2 separate regions of the Homo sapiens genome follow, and region 1 is linked to region 2. A link is an interaction called in ENCODE POLR2A ChIA-PET data of the cell type or tissue named here. Cell type or tissue: MCF 10A. All regions are shown on one strand. Each heading gives the region's core, and the rest is flanking DNA. Links, peaks and the distances in the headings are about the cores only.

Region 1 (4,396 bases), core at 147-4,146, 110 kb after region 2:
TTCTCCTGCCTCAGTCTCCTGAGTAGCTGGGATTACAGGCCTCTGCCACCAAGCCCAGCTAAATTTTTTTTTTGTATTTTTAGTAGAGACAGGGTTATGTTGGCCAGGCTGGTTTCGAACTCCTGACCTCAGGTGATCCACCTGCCTCGGCCTCCCAAAGTGCTGGGATTACAGGCGTGAGGCACCACGCCCGGCCTTAAAATTGTCTTTATTCATAGATGACATGATCATCTGTGAAAAAACTATCTGATAAAATCTAAAAAATAATAATAAATGAGTTTAGCAACGTTGCAGGATACAAGGTCAATACAGAAAAATCTATTATATTTCTATATACTAGCAACAAGCAATCACTAATTAAAACTATAAATACAAAGCATTAAATATAAAATTTGTAAAGATAAATCTGAAAAAAAAAAGATGTGAAAGATCTGAACACTGAAAACTACACATCATGGAGAGATATTAAAGACCTAAATAAAAGGAGTTATATATCTATCTGGTCATAGGTTAGAAGATTCAATGTTGTCAGCATGCCAATTCTCCCCAAACTGATTCAATAGATTTAATGCAATCTCAATCAAAATCCCAGCAGACTTTTTTTGCAGAATCCAGCAAACTAGTTCTGTTTTTTTTTTTTTTTTTTGGAGACAAGGTCTTGCTCTGTTCCCCAGACTGGAGTGCAGTGACTCGATCTCAGCTCACTGCAACCTCTGCCTCCTAAACTCAAGGGATCCCTCCCACCTCAGCCTCCCAAGTAGCCGCGACTGCAGGTGTGCACCATGAAGCCCGGCTAATTTTTGTATTTTTGGTAGAGACAGGGTTTCGCCATGTTGCCCAGGTGACATGGGCTCAAGCAATTTTCCCACTATGGCCTCCCAAAGTGGTGGGATTACAGGTGTGGGCCACCACTCCCAGCCCAGCAAACTAGTTCTAAAATCCATATGAAAATGCAAAAGTCCTGGAATAGTAAAAACGACTTTGAAAAAGAAGTTGTAGGGCTGGCCAGGAGCAGTGGCTCACGCATGTAATCTGAGGCAGTAAAATCACTTGAGGCAGGAAGATCACTTGAGTCCAGGAGTTCAACACCACCAGCCTGGGCAACATAGGGAGAACCTGTCTCTATAAAAATAAACATAAAAATAGCAGGACATGGTGGCCTGCTATTGAAAGGAAACAAATAGATGAGCCTCGGTTTTCTTGTGCTATAAAACAGAAAAGCTATCAAAGACTACTGGGGTCACATCAAAAGGACAAAGGAGCCAAATTAAATGGGTTCCCACTGAACTAAGATGACACAATATGAACATCAATAAGAATAATGTCTACGGTGCCTGAAACATATTAAATACATAAATATCCATTAATTTATAATCACACTCTAAAACAAACAAAACACATTAGTCATTTTTGGAGGTTAGTGGGGCACTAAGTCATTTCATTATTCTAAATACGAACAAAGAGAAATAATTCTGCCCTTCCTGTACAAACCATATTTCAAAGTAATAAAAAAGTCAATGAAGGAAAAAGTCTTCTTTATAGAAAAATTCTACCTAATAAATACAGAATAATAATAAAATTAGAAAAAAATCCCTATTTTGTATGCCTTAATGTAAGAATGGATCTAGTCAACAATCAATGGCTGCTAAAATCACTGAATGAAAGGCTGATGGAGAACTTTTAGAAAAGGATGGATAATGTTGACAATACTCATGAAAAGTAGTGAGTGGGAAGAACAGAGGAAACTAAGAATGGAAAAAATTTTAATAATCACTGAAGCTAGATGAGTCTACAGGGGAGTTAATTATATTATTCTTTCCATTTTTATTGTTGAAAATGTCCACAATTAAAAAAAAATACGACTCCAATTGGCATAATTAAGGTGAGACAAAGCACTGGTGAGTACACAGATGTTTCTATATTACTATTTTTTTTGGATGGAGTTTCACAGTTTTGCCCAGGCTGGAGTGAAGTGGCATGATCTCTGCTCACTACAACCTCCGCCCCCTGGGTTCAAGCAATTCTCCTGCCTCAGCCTCCCAAGTAGCTGGGATTATGGGCGCCTGCCACCACGCCTGGCTAATTTTTGTATTTTTAGTAGAGACAGGGTTTCACCATGTTGGCCAGGCTGGTCTCAAACTCCTGACCTCAGGTGATCCACCCAACTCAGCTTCCCAAAGTGCTGGGATTACAGGCGTGAGCCATCGCGCCCGGCCTACTTCTATTTTTATCTGTGGATTTGAAATATTTCTTTTTGTTTGTTTGTTTTTTGAGATGGAGTCTCACTCTGTTGCCTAGGCGCTGGAGTGCAGTGGTGAGATCTCGGCTCACCGCAACCTCTGCCTCCCGGGTTCAAACAATTCTCCTGCCTCAGCTTCCTGAGTAGCTGGGACTACAGGCACCTGCCACCACGCCTGACCAATTTTTGTATTTTTTGTAAAGACAGGGTTTCGCCATGTTGGCCAGGCTAGTCTCGAACTCCTGACCTCAGGTGATTCACCCGCCTCCCAAACTGCTGGGACTACAGGTGTGAGCCACCAACCCTGGCCTGAAATATTTCACAGTAAGCATGGTTTAAGGTGGAACTAAACTACCAAAAAATTAAACAAGATTGAAGCATACAGAAGGAATATAACTTAAAGCATTATTTTTTTAATCACTCATCTTTAATAATAAAATAGGTTCCCATGCAGTACATACCTCAGACATAAAGTTAAGGTTCTGTTTAACAACAACCAAAAAAAAAAAATAGGATGGAAAAGTGTCACTAAATAACAATCAAACCTTAAATTCATATCCAAGCAAAAAGACCAAGAATAAGTTAACCCAACTTGTTTACAAAACTAATTATCTGTCAAGTAATCTTTTACAGTAGAGCTGCCTCAATGAACTGCCTCAGACTTAATCTCAATTGTGTAGCTTATTTCCTTTCTTTCTTACCAGGGATAAAAAGTATCTGAATGAATGTGTCGTTAAATTAAGGGATACTTTCCCAAAAACAATAAAAAAGTTTAAAAATAAAAACTGTCATTTATTTATAAAATATCAAATAAGGCCTCTGACTGAGAAAAGAAATCCATGTAATGTTTGGGCCATTAGCCCTTTTCTATTCAATCAGTCTCATCCACCCCACTCAGCCCAAACTTAAGATAGAAAAATTCTGAAGTGTAAAGTGGTTTTGAATTTCACCAGTATATGAAATTATACATAAAAATTACCATATAAAGTAATATTTATTTAAAAAATTATATACTCAAAGTAGAATTTTCTATTTGTCTTTAATATGCCTTCAATATAAATGAGTATAATATATTTCATCATGTTTGACACTCTTCTTTTATCCCTTTTTACTACAATCACAACATTAGAAAATTTAGGTTTCAACTGATGTTAAAGCACATTTCCATAACTGGTGGCTTTTTTAAAATATACATACTACATACTTGACTTTTTTTTAAAATATACATATTTTTTGAGACGCAGTCTTGCCCTGTTGCCCAGGCTGGAGTGTAATGGCACGATCTCAGCTCACTGCAACCTCCGCCTCCCGGGTTCAAGCGATTCTCCTGCCTCAGCCTCCCGAGTAGCTGGGATTACAGGCACACGCCTCCACGACCAGCTAATTTTTGTATTTTTAGTAGGGACGGGGTTTCACCATGTTGGCCAGGCTGGTCTCAAACTCCTGACCTCGTGATCCACCAGCCTCGGCCTCCCAAAGTGCTGGGATTACAGGCGTGAGCCACCGCGCCCGGCATATTTGACATTTTAAAAGACAACAGAAAACAAATACTTCTAAATCCACAGATTACCCCACCTCTACCCCCGCTTTCAGCTGAAAGGTTTTAAGAAAAATCTTACAGGTTATGAGGACCAGATGGAGTTTAAAAACAGATCCAGAATTTTTTTTTGAAATTTTAATTTAAAAGAGTTCTATGAGCCAGAGGAATTCCCAATTCACTTTGAAATTACCATACCTATTTTGCCATATCAAACACTTCAATTCTGTTAATTAAATGAACTACATAGTATCCTTAAAAATCAGCCAGAGAAGAGAAAAACAAATCTCATCTTCATTACTGACTTCGAACCAAAACTTATTCTTTCAAAGGAGAAGTTTAACCTACTAAAATGTCTATTATAAGATTTTCTTTCTTAGAAAGTAGTATTCCTTCTTTTTCATTCCTGAAATGGTATTTCTTATACTTAAACAAGTTATGGACAATTGTTAGCTAAGTATCAGTTATGGTAAATTGCTAAAATTACCTTTTTTGTTTATGGTACATATAACACATTCCTATAGCCTTTAAAACTGAATTTTCTTTCACAAAAATTTAAATAAATGTGAAAGTAGGTAATCACTAAAGCTGAAGTCTCATGGTACATAAACTTTGTGTTA
Region 2 (4,396 bases), core at 324-4,323:
AGAACAGACGAATACAGCCTCCCGAAGTGCTGGGATTACAGGCATGTGCAAATTGAAAATATCTTAAGTTGATAATGCATTTAATATACCTAACCTATTGAACATCAAAGCTTAGCCTAGCCTACCTTAAACATGCTCAGAACATTTATATTAGCCTGCAGTTGGGCAAAGTCATCTAACACAACACCTATTTTATAATGAAGTGTTGAATATCTGATGTAATTTATTAAACACTACACTAAAAGTGAAAAACAAAATGGTTGTATGGGTATACAAAGTATGCTTTCTACTGAATGTGTATCACTTTCATACCATCATAAAGTTGGAAAATTATTAAGTTGAACCATCATAAGTAGGGAACTGTCTGTAATATGACATGTACCAACAGTCTCTAGCCTTGCCAAGCTTTAGTGGGGAAGTGAGCCATCAATGAGGTATGAGATGAAAATCATAGGTTAATAAGTCTGAATATATACATTCAAATATTGGATCTGCAACTTAGGCAAATTGCTTAACCTAAGACATACATTTATTTTCAGTAAAACAGAATTAACAATACCTACTTTGTGGAAAAGAAATCAGGATTAAAAAAATCCAATAATATAACTGAACATGTTCAGTAAAATATTCTTCATATGTTATTACTGGTTGAGCATTCCTAATCCAAAATGCTTCAAAAGCTGTACTTTTTTGAGCACTGACATGACACTGAAAGAAAATACTCATTGGAGCAGTTTGGATTTTGAATTTTTAGATTAGGGATGCTCAACTAGTTTCTGCAGACATTCCAAAATCTGAAAAAAATAAAAATAAAAAACCTAAAACATTTCTAGTCCTAAGCATTTCAGATAAGGGATACTCAACCTGTAATTATTTTCACAGATGGTTAGAGTTAAATTTTAAATAAAAAAATATCAAGAACCATGGTGTCAAGTACTAGTAGAAACAAGATATCAACAAACTAAGCTTCAAAAACCAAAGAATGATTTAGAACTACAGTGCTATGTACATTTTTGATAATACATATTACATTAGCACATTCCTTTATTTCTACACATTTTAGATATTTTTGGAGATAATATTTTGCAGGTAGTTTGGTTCATAAAATGATTCCTAAGTTTTCAGCATCTATATGTGGCCTTTAAATGTAAGGACTTAAAAGCCTTCGGTAAGACTAAGCTTGATTTAACGTTAAAAAAAAAAGCTCTGAGCTGGGCGAGGTGGCTCACACCTGTAATCCCAGCACTCTGGGAGGCTGAAGCAGGAGGACCGCTTGAGCCCAGGAGTTCAAAACCAGCCTGGGCAATGTGGCAAAACCCCATCTCTACAAAAGATAGAAAAATTAGCTGGGCATGGTTGCACCCGCCTTGTAGTCCCAGCTACTCAAGAGGCTGAGGTGGGAGGATCCCTTGAGCCTGGGAGGCTGTAGTGAGACACGATGGCGCTACTACACTCCAGTATGGTCAACAGAGACCCTGTCTTAAAAAAAAAAAAAAAAAAAAGAAAGAAAGAAAGAAAAGAAACAGGAAAAAAAAAAACGCGCCAATAAAAGGACATAGAGGAATCAGGAAAAATTTCAAAACCTTAACCATAAACTTACATGACTTTCTGTGATATATAATCTCAAATTTCTTGATAATCTTTTTCTCTTACCCATTTCTCCTTTTAAAAAATACCTTTTGACTTTCATAAAATGGAAACTTTTTATTTAAAAGAGAAGCTGAGTGTGTATCCTGTTGGCATTTTTCATCAACACATTATAGGACAATCTTCCAAAGGAGTTTATATATTCTAGCTTCATGTTCCACTCCATATCCTGCCTCCTTAATATCCTTAAACTTAAGTCAACTAACAGCTCCAACAATGAAAGGCAGACAAATATTACTAATTAACAAGAAAAGTAAACTTGGGTCTAGAGATGATTATTGCTAAGTCACCAATAAGAAGAAATTTTAAGTTTTATACATTAGAATGCTTCTGAGTTTACCTTTCTATAGGTGTGTCAGTTTTTGTTCGGCATCAAAGTGAAAGGAGTTATCTGTATAATTTCCCTAGTGCCTTGTCAGGGGTAATGTACTTTTACTGGGGCAAATCTGTTAGAACTCTTTGCCTTTTTTTTATGCTATAACCAACACAGAAATGTCTTTCTAAGTGACATTAACTCCAAGCTCTGGTTTGGTGCCAAATGGAGTTAGCTCACTTGCCAATTATGTCTTGAAGTAGCGGCTACAAGGAACATTGAAATAAGGTGGTTTATAAACTCAATCAACCAGAGCAAAGGGCTTTATACTAGCAGGAAAGGGCAGGTAATCTCTTTCCTCAAGTTAAATTGACCTGGTTGTTACGTCAGCTAATCAATCCTAAATACACAGTTCCCAGGTAGGAAACCATTTCATTTGTCATTTATTGAAGGAGGCTCCTCCTGGCTGGGTTCCAGTCAGCAGGAATTCACAAATCTCTCTCCCGGAACTGCGTTTCCTGCTGGTTCAAGCTTGTTCCGAATGGAATCAGATCCTGTGACTAAGTAATCAGTAAGCTGAACAATCATGGAGACCAGAGGCTTATCAAAGCAAAGTTGTGATGACCTACTACACTTAGCTCTTTCTTTTTTCTTTTTTTTTTTTGAGATGGAGTCTTGCTCTGTCGCCCAGGATGGAGTGCAGTGGCGCGATCTTGGCTCACTGCAAGCTCCTCCTCCCGGGATCACGCCATTCTCCTGCCTCAGCCTCCTGAGTAGCTGGGACTACAGGCGCCCGCCACCACGCCCGGCTAACTTTTTGTATTTTTAGTAGAGACGGGGTTTCACCTTGTTAGCCAGGATGGTCTCCATCTCCTGACCTCGTGATCCACCCGCCTCGGCCTCCCAAAGCGCTGGGATTACAGGCATGAGCCACCGCGCCCAGCTCTTTTTTCTTTGTTTTTTGAGATGGAGTCTCGCCCTATCGCCCAGGCTGGAGTGCAATGGCGCGATCTCAGCTCACTGCAACCTCCACCTCCTGGGTTCAAGCAATTCTCCTGCTTCAGCCTCCCTAGTAGCTGGGATTACAGGTGCACGCCACCACGCCCGGCTAATTTTTGAATGTTTAGTAGAGATGGGGTTTCACCATGTTGGCCAAGCTGGTCTTGAACTCTTGACCTTGTGATCTGCCCGCCTTGGCCTCCCAAAGTGCTGGGATTCAGGCATGAGCCACTGTGCCCAGCCAGCTCTTTATTTTCTAAACAAGCCAACAATATCTTATATGACAAGAATGCAGTGCAAAGGGCATGGTGCTTCCTCCTAGAGGTTCAGAAAGGGGAAAAATCAGTTACCTAAAATAATTTCCAGAAGTTAGACCTTAATTTAAGGAAAGTTTGGAGAAATGGTGGGATTTAGATAAATACAGAGGAATAGGAGAACATTTTCAGGCTGGGAAAGTGGCATTAACTAGTAGATGGAAGAGGAAATGTGAATGTTAAGTTTTGAGACAATGAGTAATCTGGCAGGAGCAAAAATATGTGTCAAGAAAAACAGAAGACAGCCAGGCGCAGTGGCTTATGGCTGTAATCCCAGCACTTTGGGAGGCCTAGATGAGAGGATTGCTTGGGCCCAGGAATTGGAGACCAGCCTGGGCAATATGGTGAAACCTCATCTCTACAAAAAATTAAAAAATTAGCCAGGTGTGGTGGCACATGCTTGTAGTCCCAGCTAGGGGACTAGGGAGGCTGAGGGTGGGAGGATGGCTTGAGCCCAGGAGGTGGAGGTTGCAGTGAGCCATGACCGTGCCACCGCACTCCAGCCTGGGTGACAGAGCCAGACCCTGTCTCAAACAAACAAAGAAAAACAGAAGACATGACATTAAATTCCTAGCCATAAAACCTGAAAAGTAAAACTTAGAGTTCAGGACAAGGCATGGGTAGACTAAGATGAATTATCTAGCCCCAAAGTAAGTTTTGGTTCTGATGATTTAACTTTTTGGAGGCATTATTTCATTTTGATTAACTACTCCTCTGCAATTCCAGAGACCAGGAGGACTGAGGGGACCTACACTCTCCTCTATCTCTTATATGTTGTGGCAAAAGTGACTAGACTAAATTTGTGAACAGAGACACAGTTAGGTATAACCTGAGGGAACAGTCTACAGGCAGCAAGAAAGCATGTATGGTTTGTTCTTTTCATGAACACTTCCTGTCATATTTCAGATCTAGACAGTTACTAAAAATAAGTATAATGAACAAGTTCTAAGTCTCAAAACATCACCCTAGCTGCTTGTCTTCCTGTCATTTTAATATGGTCCTTAAGTCTTTTCTAGTTTCAAAAAATCCCTTATAAAATACCTCCCACAAAGGAGCTAGAATTTAAACATCTGTTAACACCAGCTGGGCACGGTGGCTCACTCCTGTAATCCCAGCACTTTGG

The links. ChIA-PET counts read pairs that join two places held together with the same protein. Peaks named below come from ENCODE experiments on the same cell type or tissue, not always from the same donor. Only the 100,000 strongest peaks of a DNase experiment are listed, where the experiment ranks them.
Region 1: POLR2A ChIA-PET joins it to region 2 with 6 read pairs; 7 of 35 experiments call an interaction of 5 or more read pairs at or near these places.

The regions. Positions count from the first base shown.
Region 1 is chr12:49,390,590-49,394,985 of GRCh38, reverse strand. The region is part of intron 2 of SPATS2 (spermatogenesis associated serine rich 2); the gene reads right to left. It also overlaps the pseudogene LOC100335030. Among named protein-coding and RNA genes, the nearest start is that of SPATS2, 25 kb to the right of the region's middle. In MCF 10A, for the core only: no CTCF peak of the experiment used is centred there; no DNase peak of the experiment used is centred there.
Region 2 is chr12:49,501,877-49,506,272 of GRCh38, reverse strand. The region is part of intron 9 of SPATS2 (spermatogenesis associated serine rich 2); the gene reads right to left. Among named protein-coding and RNA genes, the nearest start is that of KCNH3, 35 kb to the left of the region's middle. In MCF 10A, for the core only: no CTCF peak of the experiment used is centred there; a DNase peak (open chromatin) is centred at 2,462.